Regions from separate parts of the Homo sapiens genome. Here region 2 is linked to region 1. Evidence: read pairs that join two places in POLR2A ChIA-PET (ENCODE). Cell type or tissue: Panc1. All regions are shown on one strand. Each heading gives the region's core, and the rest is flanking DNA. Links, peaks and the distances in the headings are about the cores only. Region 1 holds the start of ZNF217-AS1 (ZNF217 antisense RNA 1). Region 2 overlaps TSHZ2 (teashirt zinc finger homeobox 2).

Region 1 (6,573 bases), core at 2,137-4,636:
CCTGAAAAAGGAAGGATATGTAGTTCCTTTTCTTTTGGTTTTGTTTAGTTTTGTTTGAGACAGGGATCTCATGCCGTTGGCCAGGCTGGAATGCAGTGGTGCGATCACAGCTCACTGCAACCTTGAACTCCTGGGCTCAAGCAATCCTCCCACCTCAGCCTCCAGAGTAGCTGAGACTACAGGCACATGCCACCAGACCTGGTTAATTTTTAAACTTTTTGTAGAGATGAGGTCTCACTACGTTTTCCAGGCTGGTCTCAAACTCCTGGGCTCAAGCAGTTCTCCCGCTTCGGCCTCCCAAAGCTCTGGGATTACATATAGTTCCTTTCCATGAGTTTGTTGTGAAGATTAAACAACACATTTATCACAATTAAGATAGCATCAGGATCAGAGTGAGGGTTTTGTAGCAAAGTTTTTGTTTGGTTTTGTTTTGTTATTTGGAATCAATGGAGCAAAAGCAAACACACACACACACACACACACACACACACACAAACACACACAGAGCCTTTGAAGTGAGACACGCGTTTGAATTTTGGCTCTGCCACCTACAACCTGGACCACATTGGGTAAAGCTGTTTAGACTCTCGAATCCTCAGTTTCCCAGCTCCTTAAGTACAGGATCTCATCTGACCTTCCTCATTAATACTGAATGACTTCAATTTAAGCAACGCCTGCATATATGACTGCTCACTAAAATATTATCTGTTGAGGCTGGCGTGGTGGCTCACTCCTGTAATCCCAGCACTTTGAGAGGCCCAGGCAGGCGGATCACTTGAGGCCAGGAGTTCAAGACCAGCCTGGCCAACATGGTGAAACTCCGTCTCTACTAAAAATACAAAAATTACCCAGGCATGGTGGTGCACACTTGTAATCCCAGCTACTCAGGAGGCTGAGGCAGGAGAATTGCTTGAACCCGGGAGGCAGAGGTTGTAGTGAGCTGAGATTGCGCCACTGCACTCCAGCCTAGGCGACAGAGCGAGACTCCATCTCAAAATTAAAAAAAAAAAAAATCATTGAAATGATAAAATAGAATCTTAACTTTTCCAGTTATTTTACAGGTTATGATAATCAAACATGTGACAACATTAAGCACCCTGGTAGAGGCAAGATTTGCCAGGCGGCTCTCACATACCCCTGCCTCCCACAATACTACCCCCGCCTCCCATGATATGATGAGATGACAAGGCACTTTACCTCTGCATTATACTCCACAAAACCCGTAATCCCAGACAATCATGAGAAAACATCAGACAAACCCAGATCAGCAGACATTCTACAAAACACCGAGTCCTTCCCAACACTGTCCACGGAATGAAAAACAAGGAAAATCTAAGAAATGGTCACAGACGAGAGAAGACTACAAGAGGCATGATGACTGAATGCAAGGTAGGATCCTGGGACAGAAAAAAAATCCCACCACTAATGGGAAAACTAGGGAATTCTAAATAAAGTAACATACCAGTGTTAATTTCTTAGTGTTGACAGATGCATTGTGCTTATGTAAGATGGTAGCACTAGGGCCAGCTGGGTGCAGGGTTGGAACTTGGGTTCGAATTCAGGAACTCTCTGCAATCTCTTTACAACTGTTCTGTGAATATAAAATTATTCCAGGCTGGGCGAGGTGGCTCAAGCCTGTAATCCCAGCACTTTGGGAGGCCAAGGGCAGGAGGATCACTTAAGGTCAGGGATTCGACACAAGCCCAGCCAACATGGTGAAACCCTGTCTCTACTAAAAGTGCAAAACTTAGCCAGGTGTGGTGGCGCCTGTAGTCCCATCTACTTGGGAGGCTGAGGCATGAGAATGGCTTGAACCTGGGAGGCGGAGGTTGCAGTGAGCCAAGATCACACCACTGCACTCCAGCCTGGGTGACAGAGCAAGACTAAAACTTAAAAAAAAAAAAATCCCAAAATAAAAAAGTTTTTTTAAAAAAGTGTGTGTATAGGCTGTGTGCAGTGGCTCACGCCTATAATCCCAGCACTTTGGGAGGCTGAGGCAGGAGGATCACAAGGTCAGGAGTTCAATACCAGCCTGGCCAACATGGTGAAACCCCGTCTCTACTAAAAATACAAAAATTAGCCAGGCATGGTGGCGGGTGCCTGTAATCCCAGCTACTTGGGAAGCTGAGACAGGAGAATTGCTTGAACCCGGGAGGCAGAGGTTGCAGTGAGCCGAGATTGTGCCACTGCACTCCAGCCTAGGCGACAGACTCCATCTCGGGGTGATGGGGGCAGTGGAGGGGGGGGAGTGGGTAGTGTGTGTGTAAAAACATTTTGTGAGCTATAAAATGTAGCCGAGGTGACCTTCCTGTGGCTTCCTGGTCCTCTAATGACCTCTGGCCTGTTGCCACCTCTGCAGCCTGCCAGTCCGATTTGCCTAAAACTAATTCACTGAATAATCAAATATCAAATGATCATTTCACTGACTTTTCCAATTGTGTTTTTAACAGCTTTTTTAAAAGCAAGAATATTTTAACAGCTTTAACAGAAAAGTACAATTTTGATTGCTGATTATGAAATGCAATTGTCTGAATAGTAGCTAACCGAAGCTGATATGCTGTCTGAGAAGCTGCTGGAAGAATCCTGAACATGCTAGAAAGTTGGCAAAATTGAAATCAATACAAACTAAAACGTTCCCTTATGAAGTGTTACTTTTTCCAATCAAAATTCCAACTTTTTTTATTTTTTTCAGACGTAGTTTCGCTCTTGTTGCCCAGGCTGGAGTGCAATGGCCCAGTCTCAGCTCACTGCAACCTCCACCTCCGAGGTTGAAGCGATTCTCCTGCCTCAGCCTCCTGAGTAGCTGGGATTACAGGCACCCGCCACCATGCCTGGCTAATTTTTGTATTTTTAGTAGAGACGGGGTTTTAGCATGTTGGTCAGCCTGGTCTCGAACTCCTCACCTCAGGCAATCCGCCTGCCTCGAACACCCAAAGTGCTGGGATTACAGGCATGAGCCACTGCGCCCAGCCTCCAACATTCTTTATACAGTAGGGTAGGTTTAGCTATTCATGTTCTTCAAAAGCTCTTTTTTTTTTTTTTTTTTTTTTTTGACAGAGTCTTGCTTTGTCGCCAGGCTGGAGTACAGTGGCGTGATCTCGTCTCACTGCAACCTCCGCCTCCCGGTTTCAAGTGATTCTCCTGCCTCCACCTCCTGAGTAGCTGGGACTACAGGCACCTGCCACTATACCCAGCTAATTTTTGTATTTTTAGTAGAGACAGGGTTTCACCATGTTGGCCACGATGGTCTCGATCTCTTGACCTCGTGATCTGCCCGCCTTAGCCTCCCAAAGTGCTGGGATTACAGGCGTGAGCCACCACACCCAGCCTTCAAATGTTTTTGAATAACGTGTTCTATTTTATTTATTAGGCAAATTTTAGTTCATTTTTGTCAATTTCACCAATGGCCTATCAGCCTTGTTTTTGTTTTTCTAAAAATGAATATTTTAATTAAGTTTAATTTACATAATTTTATTTACTACGCTATTTCTCCAGCTCCTACGATGTACTGGGCAGAATGTCATGTGCTTGGCAGAGAGTTATGAACTATGAACCAAACCGAAGTCATCCTTGACCTCCAGGAGTTTGTGGTGTGCCAAGGGCTGAGGGCAAATAAACTGATGCTCACAGCCCTGCAAGTAACAGGAAAGTGGGAGTGCTTCGGGATCAGGCAGGAGAGGAGGCCCTACATGTGGGGGCAGCCACAGCTAAGAAAGAACAGCCAGCTGAGATCTGAAAAATGAATAGAAGTTTTTTTTGTTGTTTTTTTTTTTTTTGAGATGGAGTCTCATTTTGTCGGGCATCACTTGAGGTCAGGAGTCTGAAACCAGCCTGGCCAACATGGTGAAACCCCATCTCTACTAAAAATACAAAAATTAGCCAGGCGTGGTGGCACATGCCTGTGATCTCAGCTGCTCGGGAAGCTGAGACAGGAGAATCTCTTGAACCCGGGAGGCGGAGGTTGCAGTGAGCCAAGATCACGCCACTGCACTCCAGCCTGGGTGACAGAATGAAACTCAGTCTCAAAAAAAAAAAAAGAAAACTCAAAGCCCATCATTGTTTGAACCCACAAGATGCAAGTCTAATTTCAACAAGGAGGGGACCAGGCCACCCTGAAATAAGATTTTTAGAGCCTTTCTAATGTGGAATTCACATTATTGCAAATTTGGTACATACTGTGGAACTCTAACAAGCCTCTAATTCACAACTTCAGATTTGCACAATTCAGATTTGCAGAAAATAAGACCTCACTGTGTCAGCTAAAGTCCAAACAGACCAAATGCTACTTCTCAAGGTCTTTCAGCTTCTCAACTCCAGGTGTCTTTTGTATCGTAGATGAAAGGAGGCCATTGGGCTGGTTACGACTTATGACTACTTGCTTTATATTAAGGATCAGCAAAAATCAGTAAGAGTCACTAGAGGGTTTCACTCTTTTTTTTTTTTTTGAGACAGAGGTTCACTCTTGTTGCCCAGGCTGGAGTGCAATGGCATGATCTCAGCTCACTGTAGCCTCTGCCTCCCGGGTTTAAGAAATTCTCCTGCCTCAGCCTCCAGAGTGGCTGGGATTACAGGCGCCCACCACCACACTCGGCTAATTTTTGTATTTTTAGTAGAGACGGGTTTTCACCATGTTGGTCAGGCTGGTCTCAAACTCCTGACCTCAGGTTATCTGCCCACCTCGGTCTCCCAAAGTGCTGGGATTCCAGGTATGAGCCCCCGCGCCCAGCCAGGGTTTCACTTTTCAACGTGTGCTGCACTCACCTGATCACCTTCAACTCTAACTGATAGTATCAAGGACAAATCAATAAAAGTTCAACCAAAAGGTTGTCTGGCCATTGATTTTTAATGTTGCATGTTCACTTCCGGTCAATGAAATGGTAGATCTTGTCATTCTGCGACTTTGCACTCTTCATTGTCTTTTTTTTTTTTTTTTAAACAGGGTCTCACTCTGCTGTCCAAGCTGGAGTGTGGTGGTGCCATCATGACTCACTGCAGCCTTGGCCTCCCAGGCTCAAGCGATCCTCCTGCCTCGGCCTCCAGAGTCTCTGGGACTACAGGCATGTGCCAGCACCCCTGGCTAACTTTTTTGGTATTTTTTGTAGACACAGGGTCTCACTATGTTGCTTAGGCTGCTCTCAAACTTGTGGGCTCAAGCAATCCTCCCACTTCAGCCTCCCAAAGTGCTGAGATTACAGGCATGAGCCATCATGCCTGGCCTCTTCAGTGTCTTTTTATTGACCACAAGATAATGCCCACATTTTCTTAACCAGCTCACCACCACCTCCTCAGCCTCTTCGTACCCTTTCCTGGCAGAAAACTCCTTACTCAAGGGCATCCCCCTCCTGATGATCCCCGAAATGTGCCTTGTTGCCTTTAACCTCCTCCCAAGAGGGAAGTTCAGAGGCAACAGCCGGTGCAAACCCTCCCAGATCCTTGTGCAAGCCTCAGATTAGACAGCTCTTCTTCTAGGAAGCCCTCCCAACCCTCCTCCTGGGGGTCGGGGGCACTGACAGATGAAGCCTTCCAGAAATGGCAATCAAGTTCAATGAGGTGGGAGGAGCAGCTCCGGTCAACCCCGTCGGTGTCTCCGCATGAATATTCAGCCTCATTTGGAATTAACATCAATGATGCAATGGCCCTCGGGTCAGACACCATGAAGGAAAACACAGCTGTGCTAAGTCCAGTCACTTAAACCCTCTGCTAAACCTCCCCACAGCTTCCCATCACACCTAGAGCAAAAGCTAAAAATTGGGCTGGGTATGGTGGCTTACGCCTATAATCTCAGCATTTTGGCAGGCCAAGGTGGGCAGATCACCTGAAGTCAGTAGTTCAAGACCACCTGGCCAACATGGTGAAACCTCATTTCTACTAAAAATTACAAAAATTAGCTGAGCATGGTGGCACATGCTTGTAGTCCCAGCTACTTGGGAGGCTGAGGTGAGAGAATCTCTTGAACCCGGGAGTTAGAGGTTGCAGTGAGCTGAGATCGCGCCATTGCACTCCAGCCTAGGCGACAAGAGAAACATTCCGTCTCAAAAATAAAATAAAATAGGCCGGGTGTAGTGGCTCACGCCTGCAATCCCAGCACTTTGGGAGGCCGAGGCGGGTGGGTCATGAGGTCAGGAGTTCAAGAACAGCCTGGCCAAGATGGTGAAACCACGTCTCTACTAAAAATACAAAAAACTTAGCTGGGCATGGTGGTGGGCGCCTGTAATCCCAGCCACTCGGGAGGCTGAGGCAGAGAATTGCTTGAACCCGGGAGGTGGAGGCTGCAGTGAGCCGAGACAGCACCACCGCACTCCAGCCTGGGCGACGGAGCAAGATTCATCTCAAAAAATAAAAATAAAAAATAAAATAAAATAAAATAAAATAAAATAAAATAAAAATTGGGCTGGGTGTGGTGGCTCACGCTTGTAATCTAAACACTTTGGGAGGCCAAGGTGGGCAAATCACCAGATGTCAGTTCGAGACCACCTGGTCAACATGGCAAAACCCCATTTCTACTAAAAATTACAAAAATTAGCTGGGCCTGGTGGTGCATGCCTATAGTCCCAGCTTCTTGGGAGGCTGAGA
Region 2 (6,573 bases), core at 2,698-5,197, 260 kb before region 1:
TCAAAAGTTCTATTTTACCAACTATAATCTCCAAAGTGCTACCTATGTCAAGGGTTGGCAAATCCAGCCTACCACCTGTTTCTGTAAATAAAGTTTTTTTGGAAACAGCCTTGCCATTTGTTTACATATTGTCTATGGCTGCTTTTGTGCTATAATGTCATATTTGAGGGGTTGCAATGGAGACTGTTATGATCTACAGAATCTGAAATATTTACTACCTAGTCCTTTACAGGAAAAATTTGCCGACCCATGGCCTATGCAGTAGCTGCTTAGTGAGGGTAGATGTGAGCGTAGGGGAGAAAGCCATATTCCCATGTCTCCTCAAGAACATGAAAACTGAAGGAAAGGTCACCAATTCACGGTGAGGGGTGCTAGTCAGTTCCAAATACCCTGGTCAAAAATATCAAGAGCAGGCTGGGAGCGGTGGCTCACGCCTGTAATCCCAGCACCTTGGGAGGCCGAGATGGGTGGATTGCTTGAGGTCAGGAGTTCGAGACCAGCCCGGCCAACATGGTGAAACCCAGTCTCTACTAAAAATACACAAAATTAGCTGGATATGGTGGCACACACCTGTATTCGCAGCTACTCAGGAAGCTGAGGCAGGAGAATCTATTGAACCTGGGCGGTGGAGGCTGCAGTGAGCTGAGATCAGGCCACTGCACTCTGGCCTGGACGATAGAGCAAGACTCTGTCTCAAAAAAAAAAAAAAAAAAAGATCAAGAGCAAAATTGTGGGTTCAGTTAGGATTCTCAATTACACATCACAGAATCTACACCAGCTAACAGAAAAAAAGTTTCATCAAATGTTATTATATAGTTCATGGGACCACCCAGAGATCCAGAGAATCAGATTTGAAGGCTACACAGTCAAGAGTTTTGCCAGGACTGTGCTGGTGGGACCACTCTTGCACTGGCTGTGCTGGACGTTTGACTTTCCTATTAGGAGTTCTGAAACAGCTCCCTCTGCAGGGCAGATGGCTTTCACCCAGGTCATGATAAAATCCGCCTGGCACCTGCCTCCTCACAGCACACTCTTCTGAATCAAAGCCCTACGTTGGTACATTTGGTACATCAAGGCAAACCTTAATTTCTGCCTTGAGGAATGTCCTTCCTTCCAGTCAAGTTATTGGGATACTGACACCATGGTACAGATGATATTAGTAATTTCTGAAGGGAAAAAATATAGATATCACAGAAAGATAGTCAGGATAGCATTTAAAAAAAAAAAAAAAGAACAGATAGGGAATTTCGTTAAGGGGAATTCCAAAATTGCCCATGGGAAAAGGACATCTTTGGTTATGGAACATTTAGTGTCTGGCCTATGATGGGGAAGGTCTCACATATAATAATCTTAATAATAATGACTAATTATTGAGGCTTCGGTCCATTCATCTAGGAGGAGAGCATGATTCTGTCCACATGTTTTCTATACCAAAACTGCTGCATGGTGAACTGGTAATCCTGACCCTTACAGGGGTAGAGAGTTAATCTGAGACCATCTGTGCCTTAAACTTCCACACTGGAAATGAGAGGATTTTTGACTGCTTGTCTGGAACATTTCTGAATCCAGTAGCAAAGCAATCCTAGTAGCCTCTCTAGCCTTCCAAGAACTCTTTCTGAAGTTCATTAGAATTTCACCCTCCTGGCCAGTAAATGCACACAAACCACCTATTTTTTTTTTTTTTTTTTGAGACAGGGTCTTGCTCTGCTGCCCAGGCTGAAGTGCAGTGGTGCAATCATAGCTCACTGCAGCCTTGAACTCCCAGGTTCAAACCATCCTCCTGCCTCAGTCTCCCGAGTAGTTGGGACTACACATGTGCACCACCATGGCCAGATTTTTTTTAATATTTTTTTGTAGAGATGGGGTCTCACTATGTTGCCCAGTCTATAAACCACCTTCTGGCTACAATTTCCTTTTCCATGCTGCATGTGTACTAACAGTAACTGCATTACCCAGAATAGAAGCTAACAATCTGTTGAGAGTTTGCTCACTGTCAGGCTCCAGAGCAATGGCTCCTTTAATCCCCCTCAATGGCCCTGTTATCATTTTCCAATTCAGACAGTCAGAGAGTTGAAGTAACTTGACTAAGGTCACAGATCCAGTGAGTAGCAAGGCTCAGATAAAAGTCACATGCATCTAACACTACATGCTTCTTATATGTCCCCTCAGGAATATGGAATAATCAGAGAAGACTCAATCTCATCATTGGTCCATTCACAGTCAATAGTTTAATTAGGTGGGTAGGGAGTTTTGATGATATAAGGGTCGCCATTGAAAACAAGAGCAAGAATTTGAAACCCACCACCATTAGCACAAAGGCCACGCTCTTAAGCACAGATTGTATGAGTTATCTTTTAAAATCTCCGTGGCATTTCTATACTTTTTAGTATAAATTAATACATGAGCCAAGTGCAGTGGCTCACACCTGTAATCCCAGCACTTTGGGAGGCCAAGGTAGGAGGATCACTTAAGCCCAGGAGTTTGAGACCAGCCTGGCCAACATGGCAAAACCCTGTCCCTACTAAAAATACAAAAATTAGCCAGGCCTGGTGGTGCAGGCCTGTAATCCCAGCCACTCGGGAGGCTGAGGCACGAGAATTGCTTGAACACAGGAGGCAGAGATTGCAGTGAGCTGAGATCATGCCACTGCACTCCAGCCTGGGAAAGAGAGTGAGACTCTGTCTCCACCTCAAAAACAAAAACAATTAATACATGAGAATTCCAGGTTATTCTTCAGGCCCCCTCACTCTTCAGGCAACAGAAGGCTGACCAGTCTTGGATGTTGTCCAGAGGGCATGGACACTTTGAGAAGGGGGAAGGCAAACAACAGTGTGGCACCAGACAGACTGGTTATGGATGCTGCTCTGTCAATTACCAGGCATGTACCCAGTGCTGTGCTGGTAAATTTTAACAACTGGCTCTCAAAAAAAAAAAAAAAAAAGAAAAGAAACAGGTCCTGGCCAGGCATGGTGGCTCACACCTGTAATCCCAGCACTTTGGGAAGCCAAGGCTGGCAGATCACGAGGTCAGGAGATGGAGACCATCCTGGACAACATGGTGAAACCCCATCTCTACTAAAAATACAAAAATTAGCTGGGCGCAGTGGTGCATGTCTGTAATCCCAGCTACTCGGGAGGCTGAGGCAGGAGAATTGCTTGAAAAAGGGAGTCGGAGGTTGCAATGGGCCGAGAGATCATGCCACTGCACTCCAGCCTGGCGACAGAGCGAGACTCCATCTCAAAAAAAATAGATAAATAAAATAAAATAACAGGTCCTGATTTGCCGTGTTGACCAATTTCTGTGGTGTAAATACTTCCACAGTGGGAAGAGGCGCACACAGGCAGCTGTCATGAGCTCTTGTGAGCTAGGAGGGGCTGGATCTTGGCAGGTCGCTTAATCGCTCTAGCCTCCAGAGACTGAGCAAAAGGCAGGTACCTCCCTCAAAGGTTGTTAGGCAGATTAATAACAAAACATGGTAAAGCAGTTAGTGCCGAACCTAGCACTGTGGTAGACGTTTGCTAAATGGCTTGATTTACTAGTTGAGATTCCATTAGGTAAAGTCCTAATGTCTTATGCCTCAAATGTTTTAATCTTAAAAATAGTCATAAAATACTTTCCCCACCTCTTGCTCAGGATAATTGGAATGATTGAGTGAGATCATCTGCATCAACTGCTTTGGAAGTCCACAAGCTTATAAAAAAAAAAGAGAGAGAGAGAGACAGAGAGTATTTTATTAAAGTCAAGTCAAACCCAGAGAATAAATTTTTGCTGGGCAAAAATTATACAACTGAGTCATAAGTTTTTAGTTCTTCTGTCATCATTTTTTCCTGAGCTTTCAGGTTCTCCTCAGCTCCTGATACTTAAATAATTCCCATTTAAAAAGCATTTAATTGAGAGGAGCCTGGAAACTCACCAGCTCAGAGAAAAATTCAGTCCATCAAGAGGTTCTGAGAGTCTTTGGGTTTAAGTCTTTCTGATCTTTTACTCCTCAATCCTCTAATCCTTTTTGTGAGGAATCTTTCACAATCCTTGTTTTTAGTTCTTATTTCTCAAGTTTCCCTTTGAAAAGCAGGATTCCCATCACATCTCAAAGGTGAAGGCAGCATAAAGCCTGCTTCCAACAACACTACTGCGGTTACATAAAGACACGAGTCATTTCTGCTGCTGGAGGCTCCAGTGGAGTGTTCCCTTGGATTTGCTCATTTCTTTGCTTGGTCCTCCCTGTGATCTTAGAGGATTGCAGTATTTATGAACATCATCTTGTTACTTTCCATTTAGTACATTTCTGCCTAGTCATTGGTTTTTAATTTTGTCCTCGTACCCTCCATTTACAAACAGAAATGTTTAACTAATGCTTCAACAACCCAGGTTCATGGATTGACACTAATTGCTCACCATACTCATTTCCATTTGCAGGCAAAGCCAGACCTCCTGGTTGCAGGATAGCACAGTTATAAAAAATTTGCGTTCTGTGGTCCAAAACCCTCCTGTTCAAATCTTGGCCTTGCAGCTTTCTAGATGTGAATTCTGGGCAAATTACTTAAACTCTCTGTATGTCCGTTTTTCCTATAAAAACATGGATAATAATAAGACCTATCTCAAGGGGTAGTAAAGAAAGTTAAATGAGTTTATGTATACGTGTGTGTGTGTGTGTGCACGTGTATGACTTAAATAGCTCCTGATAATCACTAAAAACAAAGAAATGTTAGCTATTATCATCATAAAGCGGTGTTTCCCTAATTGTATTCACATGATATTTGTACTTTTTGCCATATCTGCAAACCCCTGTGCTTTTATTTACTTATGATAAATACTTGTATTAAAGAGGAAACTTTAATCACTAGACTAAATGGAAACCAGTATAACTTAACAAAAAAAGGAGCAAATGACAAAAGATACATAAAGTGACCACAAAACAATGTTTTCATATCTGGCCAGATCCTGATGCTTGCCTAAGTCTTGGAGCTGAGCTCTGGTTTCTCTTTGTTGGGACAAGAGGTTAAAAAGTGTTAGTGGGATGTTAAAACCTTGAACTTGAATTTGAACTTGACACTTTGAGATTTTCTTTTTTGGAGCATAGAAGAAAATTTAAAACAGCCATCTTTCACTTTATAGTTCTGTGTTTTTTGTTTTTTGCTTGTATTGCTGCCTCTATGGACCTCCTAAAAGTTTCTCTCATATATCTAATGTTCTGCACCTCATGCTTTAGCTAAGGTGAAGTTGAAGGATTCATTACTATCCAGGTCTGTAATGACTGCAAAAAAAAAAAAAAAAAAAATCCAGGCAGTTTGATGCATATTATTCTTGAAGACTGTTTCTCCTCTCAGCCTTAGTTCTGTTATCTATCCGTCCCATCTCCAAAATTTTTTTTAATGGTGTGCTTCCTTCATAAATTTTTCAGATCTAGGTCTGCGTTTTTGTCTCCTCTGAAGTCCAGAAATTGATGTCTCATTGAGGAATTTGCAATTTGCTCTGGGCTTCACAATGCTGAGCTGCCCACTTCCTGACTTAAGGAAAAGACCAGATGTCAGTGTTTATTAGTGTGATCATGCAGTTTAGTTGCTGTAAGGTTTTATTCTTAAAAGATTGCAATCTATCCTATTGCATGATCACCCAACATTCAATATGCTGGCAATTTCCAATATGTAACCTCCTTCAAATTAGGCTCAGTGTTATCTCCCTCATCCATCAGTACAGCAAGATGGGTGAAAAGTGCTGTCGAAAACAGCTGGTCAGCTGGGCTAGCATTTCCAGGGTTGTTTCATCTCAAGCCCTTTCACTCCCACACACTTTATCTTTTTCTTAAAACACAGTCTCTGGACTATCTTTGTCCTTTATCATAACTTGAGTTTGTTCTGTTCTTCCTTGGTCTGAGGTCAAAGCCATCTTCCTAGAAACTTCTTTATATTTTTGGTCCAAGGCTAAGGTTAGGGTGATACAAACCCAGAAATACATCTCTTATCTTTTCCCTGTTCAAGGCAGTTGACAGTTTTGCATAGTCACTCATATTTTTCATGCAAGCTTTGGAAATTTTCCCCAAGCAAAGAGACTGAGATGAAACCAAGTTTTAGAATTTCTGCAGGTCTAGGGACGCCATCACAAAATGGACTTTGGAGTCTGCTTATGCTGCAGATGGAATGAATGAAGTAGAAAGGGAAATGATCTGCCCAAAGTGAATCCAGGATCTTTGATTTCCAATCCATTTACCCCAGACAACTTCAAGGTAGAGAAAGTCACATGATATTTACATCCCCTCACAGTACCCTGTCCCATGACCCCTGGTGATCTGGCCATGCTGGCAAGTCATATCACCTTATTCCAAGTTATTATAGTCTTGTAATCTCTAACTGCAAAGGATTTTAGTATACCTTAAGAAATAGCAATGGGAACCAGGTCAGGAAATAAGCTCAGTGTCAATGATAAAGGCTGAAATGCAGGGGAAATTGATCCAATGAGAGAAATCTCAGAATCTTTTTTTTTTTTTTTTTTTTGAGACCAGTTCCGGCTTTGTTACTCAGGCTTGAGTGCAGTGATGCAATCAGGCTCACTGCAGCCTTGACCTCCCAGGATCAG

The links. ChIA-PET counts read pairs that join two places held together with the same protein. Peaks named below come from ENCODE experiments on the same cell type or tissue, not always from the same donor. Only the 100,000 strongest peaks of a DNase experiment are listed, where the experiment ranks them.
Region 2: POLR2A ChIA-PET joins it to region 1 with 6 read pairs; 3 of 35 experiments call an interaction of 5 or more read pairs at or near these places.

Annotation. Positions count from the first base shown.
Region 1 is chr20:53,551,699-53,558,271 of GRCh38, forward strand. ZNF217-AS1 (ZNF217 antisense RNA 1) reads left to right here and starts at 1,072. Exons shown (of 6, transcript NR_110051.1): 1 at 1,072-1,389; 2 at 4,940-5,057. RefSeq lists an enhancer at 5,218-5,718. In Panc1, for the core only: no CTCF peak of the experiment used is centred there; no DNase peak of the experiment used is centred there; H3K27ac peaks cover 282 bases.
Region 2 is chr20:53,290,778-53,297,350 of GRCh38, forward strand. All of the region lies in intron 2 of TSHZ2 (teashirt zinc finger homeobox 2), which reads left to right. Among named protein-coding and RNA genes, the nearest start is that of TSHZ2-AS1, 210 kb to the right of the region's middle. In Panc1, for the core only: no CTCF peak of the experiment used is centred there; no DNase peak of the experiment used is centred there.